3 separate regions of the Mus musculus genome follow, and regions 1 and 2 are each linked to region 3. A link is a loop called in an ENCODE intact Hi-C map of the cell type or tissue named here. Cell type or tissue: heart. All regions are shown on one strand. Region 1 overlaps Hadh (hydroxyacyl-Coenzyme A dehydrogenase). Region 2 overlaps Hadh (hydroxyacyl-Coenzyme A dehydrogenase). Region 3 has its middle 6.0 kb from the start of Ostc.

Region 1 (2,500 bases), 520 kb after region 3:
CCACTAGACACTTGCAATGAGACATGGGCAAAGTGTTCAAGCTACTGGTGACATAACAGGGTGGGGGTGGGGGGCAAGCACTGCAGCATCCAAACCAGCTCACGATGTGCAGGCAAAGATGAACAGAAGCACTCAGACTTCACCAGCTCAGTCCTCTGCCTCTGAGGCCGGGGTTCTGAAGGGTGCAGAGACTCCCAAAGGAAGCTGGAAGGGCACTGGAGACAGACACTACAGCACATGCGCAGAGGACATGAGCCGGTACGCGCAGTACAGACCGGGCTCTAACTCCACAGCTCGCACACACATTGTTCAGGATGTGGAGACGCGCGATGCTAAAGTGGCCTCCAGATGCCAGACGTAACCCCCTTACAGGCTCCTGCTCCAGGTCTGCTTCCTGCAAGCCGTGGCCTGGGCCTGGAACAGTAGCCCTCCTATACCTTCAAGCCTTAGCCTTATTCTAGGCTTCTGTCACATGGCTCCAATCAGAACCTCTCCCCCACGCCCCACCCCCCAACCCCACCCTGCAGCGCATGAAACAGAAGCAGCTAGGCCCAAGAGCCAGAACACCCATCATCGCTGTGTCTCTCCACAGCTGTCAGAGCCACACTGACAGCTCATTTAAAAAGGCAGTGTCCCCTCAAAAGAATGCACACGGCCCGGGGACAGAAATCTAACAGCTTCTAACCTAACCTAAAGTCATTTAATCAAACCCATAGTCAGAGCCAAAGGCAAGACTATAATTCCCAATTCAGATCCTCACTTGAAAATTATTACTATTTCCAAAATTATTGAACGGCACAAAGTATTTTTTTAAAATCAGTACTCTTATACAAAGTCAACACAATTAAAAAAAAATCGTAAGCAAATCAGAGTAAATAGGCAAAGAGAAAAATATAGAAAAGCAACAGATACAAAACGTTGGCCAAGAGGGAGTTACACATAGCATGCTTTAAACCTAAATTCCTGCAATGCCCAGTACTTGTCTGAGAACCTGGTGGCCCTTCCATTTAAAAAACAAACAAAAAAGCCACACAGACCTCCGCTTCACTCTCTTTACCTCCCCTGAGTACATACTGTGGCCCTGAACTTTACTCAGGACAATGAGGTGAAGTTTCCTCAAAAAACAAAACAAAACAAAACAAAACAAAACAACAACAACAACAACAACAACAACAAAACCCTCCAAACCTAGATGGCTGGAGGCTTGGGGCTAGAGACCAGGGACCTGCAGCCACCGTTGAGTCCTTGTCTAAATCTCTGGCACCACCTGCCGGTCAGTCTCAACATTACCAGCTACAAGCTCCAGCTACAAGGACCAACCAGCAAGGAGCGGAGCCCTGCCAGACAGACCCTCCTTCCTGACAGGCGGCTAAATCCCCACTCTGTCTGGAGTGAGCTGTTGGGGACATGAAGATGAGGACTCTGATCATGCCCCAGGAAAGACGACAGCTGGGAAGTCAGATGTGGCGTGCCATAGGGGAGGGAGGCAAACGGCCCTTAGGAGAGCTATCAGAGAGAGCAATGGCGGATTATGCCCAGTTTAGAGCTCAGGGACAGCATTGGGGCTCTGATGGAATGATGTACATGGAGGTGATGGCAGAATCTTAGGGTGAGGTAGAAGAGTTCCCAGCCAGGGCTTGTACACAAGTTACGGAAGAGTGTTCTATTTATCTCCAGCCAGGGTAAGTATGGAGTTTGGGGGTGGGCACTTTGTATGCGTGCCTAGGACACCCTACAGTGACAAGAAGGTGAGTTCATGACATCCCAGGCTACTACAGCACAGCCGTCCTAAGGAGAGCTGACCACACGCCCTCGCTGACCTTTCAGAGCTGAGCGAGCTCAGGACAGGGCCGACAGCTTCCCAAGCCTACGCTACTCTGCCCTCAGAGCTGGGGCGTCACCGTACCCATCAAGTGATGATGCCAGGGACAGCACACCGCTGTGAAAAGCAGGCCTACTGCAGGAGGCTGTCAGAGCTCAGACTTTCTACACAGGGTGCGAGAGGTGCAGTGGGCACTCATGATATTCGGCAGCTGCTCAGTCTCCCAGACATCCTTCTACCATCAGACGGCTCTACCACCAAAACAGCATTTACCAAACTGCAGGGACAAACACACACAAGCCGGGACAGAAAGATTCTCCCTAAAGGAGCCAGGGAACAAAGCCAGCGCACCAGCCGGGAACACGGACAAAAAGAGGGAACAGGGTCCTCCACTTTCTTGGCGAGCATGGTGTAGGAGACAGACCCGAGAAAGCATGTAGTGACCAGGATAGCTGTGTGGCCGAGCCTCAGTATGGTGGCCTGGTAGGAGGAGGTGGGGCTGGGAGAGAAGAGGAACACCGTTGACATCGAGGGATCAAAGGTGACAGGTAGCAACCAACAGAGGGGGTATCTAAAGGCTTCAATGAAAACGCAGAACCCAAAAAAGTGGGCATGTGTCTCAGCACGCCTCAGAGTTGGCCAACTGAATACCCAGTGACAAAGGGACGTTATAAGAGG
Region 2 (2,500 bases), 530 kb after region 3:
CGAGCTAGAACCCCATGTCAGAGAAGACCTGCGTATCTCCAGCATGGAGCAAGCTGACCTCAGCAAGACGGTATGAAGGTGTATGGGTCTCCCCTGTCTCTCTCATCATGTCAGTGACCTCGTGTTCCTCCCAGTCTGATGTCCCTGTCAGCACTGTCATTGGCCCTGACACAGGCACATAAAAAAAACAAAACAAAACAAAACAAAAAACAAAGTAGAGGAGCCTTCCAAGATAAGAGCTGCCCTTTCTTCCTCTCCTGAAGAGGACAATTGTGACAACCGATATACAAAGGGGGCTTTTTTTTTTGTATCGACCTTCCAGGTTCCGGTTACGTGTCACGCAACATCAGGACCAGATGCCCACTGACCTCCACAAGCTTCATCATAGGCACGGGGTTGAAAAAGTGGAGGCCAGCAAATCGGTCTTGTCTGGTGGTGGCATTGGCTATGTTTGTGATCTGCAAAGAAGACGTGTTGCTGGCAAAGATGGTGTGTCTGTGGAGAGAAGAAACACGGGAGCCCATTGTCAGCATCACGGCACCGTATCATCCCGGTGCCCGAGGCAGACCTACCACCACTCCCCACCCCACCGCATGTCCCGCTGAGGAAGTCAGTCAGAAGGTGCAGCAACAGGAGAGGCTGAAACCAAGCGACTGCGTTTTCTATTTAAATCCCCACATCTACCAGACGTGGCACAGTGAAGTGATCAGACACTTGAAACTGTAAACAATCCTCAGAGAAACACAGCTGCGCCCCCAGGAGCATAGAACAGTTCCCCCTCTAGTGCAGAGCTTTAACCTGGTCATTAGACAAGAATGGAAATGAAGACACAGGCTTTGAACATGGCCGAAAGGGAAGTTTAGTCTCAGACAACCTGGGACAGAAGAGTACACACACACACACACACACACACACACACACAAAACACATGTTCACAGACCTCCGTTTTACAGGCTATCCTGAAAACACACTTGTCTTATTTTATGCATATAGAACCTTAACTTATCAACTTGCAAATCACATACTGTCAGAGACCAAATCCAATTCTCTTCTCAAAACTTCATCTGCTAAGACCAGAAATAAAGTGAGGCTGCCAAAGGCACCAAGGCAAATCCCGTTCCTACAGCGCCACCTTGTGGATAACTTACAAACCAGTAGGATGCCCTTTAGCACAGTTGGATCTGGTCCTACTACCCAAGGACAGTGGCCCCTACTGACCATATTCTCTCTAGGGTTGCTGACCAAAGTCAGGGGCTGGCAGGAAGAAACCAGCTGGGGCAAAAAGAAATCAGTAATTTGGAAAAGAGAGACGCCTGTGAGTATCCAAATACACATATACACCTAGTACCTGGGTGGCTGAGGCAGGATTGTGGGTTGGAGGTTGTCACCTTGGACTACAGAAGAAGACCGTCTTTGGTGTGTGTGTGTAGACTAAGTGGGTAGGTAGGTAAGGGACGAAGGTATCCGAGGCTTAAGGTCAGGCACTAACAGATCCAACCTCTGGGGCGGGCTTTTTAAAAATCCAAGGTACCAACTGGGAAGGTCTTTGAAATCTTCTACCTCAAGACCCTTCAGTCACAGGCTGGAAACTTTGGGCCATCCCCAGGTAAGGTAGAGCTGGCCTAGCCTCCCGACTGCCCCTCCCCCATCCTCTCCTTACCCTCCACTGACACCAGGGGGCGTTGGATGCTCACTGCCACTAGGTGACCTCGCATCAAGGTCAGACTGCTTCAGGAGAACAGTGAAGTCACGTTGTTGTTACTGGCCTTGGTTTGATGGCCTTCCCAGGCTCTGTGCTGACTTGAGAGACAAACCCCAGTACCAGGTGTCCTCTTTGTCCTGTTTCTGAAGCGCTAAATGCACATGACCAGCAGAGTGCTGTACAGGGGACAAGAAGGTCACCAGGACACACACCTGAGGGTTTACAGCCCCATAAGCTGATGTGCAAGTGTTTCCTTCAGCCACGGGTCACCGGTGCTTCCCTAAAAATGACTTTTGCTTGTAACTTTACTCCATTCCAGTCTAACCAAGAAGGGAAGTGTGGCCAAGTCGGCCATGGGCCATAGACACATCACGTGGGCATAAGCACGCGGCAGTGAACCAGCCAGTCATCATAACTGCCAAAAGCTAAGAGTCAAACACTAAGAGGCGGTCCTAGAGTGTGACCCTACAGTGTTACCTATGTACCATTTTACAAGCCTGGCAACTCCTCCATGACCCTGCTATGGCTGCCTTTCCTGCTGTCCTTCCCAGGAAGCCTGGTGTTCACTGAATGCCCTCAAGCGGGTTCCAATTAAACCCAAATAAAATTGAAAACAGAAAAGTGTTCAAAATGGCACAAAGGCGCTTTGCCTTCTGTCTGGTCCGCTCTGAACTCCCCAGCAGGCATTTATTTAAGACTTTCCCCCGGGGCTGGTGAGATGGCTCAGCGGTTAAGAGCACCGACTGCTCTTCCAAAGGTCCTGAGTTCAAAATCCCAGCAACCACATGGTGGCTCACA
Region 3 (2,500 bases):
ATGTATGCATATATCCCCACTCCTTTAAAATTTATTATCACTTTCTAAGTTTTTACAGTGTGTGTTTACTTTCTATGTATATGAGTATTCTGTAGCTGTTTTCAGACACACCAGAAGAGGGCATCAGGTTCCATTACAGAGGCCAAAGTGGTTGCTAGGATTTGAACTCAGGACCTCTGGAAGAGCAGTCAGTGCTCTTAACCACTGAGCCAGCTTTCCAGCTCTGTGCATATGTCTTTTGCCTGGCTATATGTGTGTGCCTTGCATACCCTGGAATGGGAGTTAGAAACAGTTGTGATCTGTCAAGAATAGAGCCTAGGTCCTCTGCAGGAGCAGGTCTTGCTCCTATCCACTGATCCATATCTCCAGACCCTCCCATTTTAATTTTTGAGACGAGATAGTGCCAGATGCTTGGACTGACTGGCCTTGAATTTTTGATCTACCTGCCTTATTTTCCTATATAGCCAAGATTCCAGACATGTGCTGCCACACACACTTGACCTAGAAAAAGAAGGAAAAAAAAAAAAAAACAAAACCAGAAAAAAGCAGAGGTATTAGACAACCAACATATATGTCCGTTGTGCATAGGGGAATTATGCTGTCTTTTTTTTTTCTTTAATTTATGTTTTGTTTTGTTTTCTGAGACAGACTTTCTCTATGTAGCCCTGACTGACCTATATCTCACTCTGTAGATCAGACTGGCCTCGAACTCACAGATATCCGCCTGCCTCTGCTTCCTGAGTGCTGGGACTAAAGGTGTGCACCGCCACCCCCAGTGCCACGTCATCTTATCCAACCCATCCAATAATTCCCTGGAGTAGATGTCAAGGTCACTCCTCAGACAGAAGATTCCTAACCGTAAATATGGTCAAAATTCTGACGCTGACATGGCCAGAAACTAGCGGAAGCCTTCCGCCGTGTCTCCTGTAGATTTGAGTTCTGAGGCGCTAAAGAGAAAGAGGGCTGAGTTTCTCTACGTGTTCGAGGGTTAGATGGCCGCTGGAAGTGAACGGTGCCGCAGACTGTCAAGAGAGGAATGACTGCTACATAGCAGTGAGTTAGACTAAAATATATGCATACATGAACGCGAACATATAGACTTTTGTAGAAAAAACTATATACATTGAAATTAAATCTTTTCGGCAAAGCTGGTATAATTCAAATAACCATCTGAACTTCCCACTTGTAATTCCTTCCTGTGGCCACAGTGGGGCAGGGTTTCTCTTTTCTAGTACTCCGTCAGACGCAGTTTTTCTCTGGCCAAAAAACCGTACTTTTGATAAGTTGAGATTTGTCAGCTGTGCTCACAAGCACAGTAAAAAGGCAAACTTGTTTTTTAAAAACTTGCCTGGATGCTATGATCAAGTAAGTGCAATTAAATATAACATAAATAGAAAAGGCTGCTTCCTGGAGCGCTCCAGCATATCTTTAAAATGCAAATGGTTTATTCCTTTAAAGATGAAAGAAAAACCTCCTGAAAGCATCATTTTCAAATGAATAAAATATCAAACCCAGGATTTTTAAAAAAATGTATCTAGCTGCCTTGAAAATCATATAGATTTATAAAACTTTAAAAATGGGTCTGGCAAATTTTGGCCAACTGAATATTTTTTACAAAGAATAATTCTATTAAATTTTTAACATGATACATCTTTTAATAAATATGCAGGACCCCTTATGGTGGAAGGAGAGAGCCAACTCTCGCAAGTTGTTGTCTGATATTCATGTGTATGCTGTGGCATGCAAGTGCTCATAGGCATACATACATATACACAGACATACAATAATAAGTGTTTTTTTAGAAGTCATTAATATAAGAGATTAAAAACCTGACAGCAAATGCTATCCCTATCATCTGTTCCATCTCCCTATGCCTTAAAAAAAAATGTTACCAGTATTAATGGATTCTTTTGATTGAAGACTATCTTTTACCCCAAGGTTAGGAATAGCATCTAAAAGCACAGACTTTAATCTTTTCAAAGAATTTGAACTAAAACCCAGATTGCAATTTCACTACATATGTGAAATATGGCAGTGGCTTCAGAACTCAAAGTCCTTGCAAATGGGCAGCCGTACCACGGCCGTCCTCATCAACGGCTTTCGGGGCTGCTGGGAAATCAAAGAGCCTTCTCACCTCCAGAAATGATCTTTCCAGAGGTGAGTATGTGGAGTACATCTGAGCGGCTGCTGCTGCTGCTGGCCAAAAGCCTCGAGCAGCAACCCTGGCTCCAGGGCTGTCAGCCAGGCCTTCCAAACACAGCAAACTCTAAGCACCAACATAGAGAGAAACAAAACAAAAATACGTGGGCTGAAATGACGAAGGACCCTTGAAGGCATTGATTTGGCTGTACTTATGTGCATTGAAAAGAAAAAGAGTATGTTTTATATATATTAAATGAAATATCTAACTTTTTAAGAATGCTGTAAAATATTTCCATATGTACATTGTATCAAAGTACTTTCCCTCGAGTTCAGTTGAAAGGAAATACGCCGAACATTA

Evidence for each region. A loop is a pair of places that touch in the nucleus more often than their neighbours do. Peaks named below come from ENCODE experiments on the same cell type or tissue, not always from the same donor. Only the 100,000 strongest peaks of a DNase experiment are listed, where the experiment ranks them.
Region 1: a loop joins it to region 3, with 7 times the contacts of the local background. A loop is called at or near these places in 24 of 42 quality-filtered maps.
Region 2: it touches region 3 in a loop (5-fold over the local background); 23 of 42 quality-filtered maps call a loop at or near these places.

What each region holds. Positions count from the first base shown.
Region 1 is chr3:131,236,679-131,239,178 of GRCm38, forward strand. All of the region lies in intron 6 of Hadh (hydroxyacyl-Coenzyme A dehydrogenase), which reads right to left. Among named protein-coding and RNA genes, the nearest start is that of Hadh, 34 kb to the right of the region's middle. In heart, a CTCF peak has its summit at 1,272 (motif pointing left); a DNase peak (open chromatin) is centred at 1,333; H3K27ac peaks cover 294 bases.
Region 2 is chr3:131,244,792-131,247,291 of GRCm38, forward strand. It overlaps Hadh (hydroxyacyl-Coenzyme A dehydrogenase), which reads right to left. Exons shown (of 8, transcript NM_008212.4): 4 at 369-495. Among named protein-coding and RNA genes, the nearest start is that of Hadh, 26 kb to the right of the region's middle. In heart, CTCF peaks have their summits at 1,128 (motif pointing left) and 1,685 (motif pointing right); DNase peaks (open chromatin) are centred at 1,240 and 1,760; H3K27ac peaks cover 667 bases.
Region 3 is chr3:130,714,209-130,716,708 of GRCm38, forward strand. No RefSeq gene overlaps it. Among named protein-coding and RNA genes, the nearest start is that of Ostc, 6.0 kb to the left of the region's middle. In heart, no CTCF peak of the experiment used is centred here; a DNase peak (open chromatin) is centred at 1,253; H3K4me3 peaks cover 783 bases; H3K27ac peaks cover 540 bases.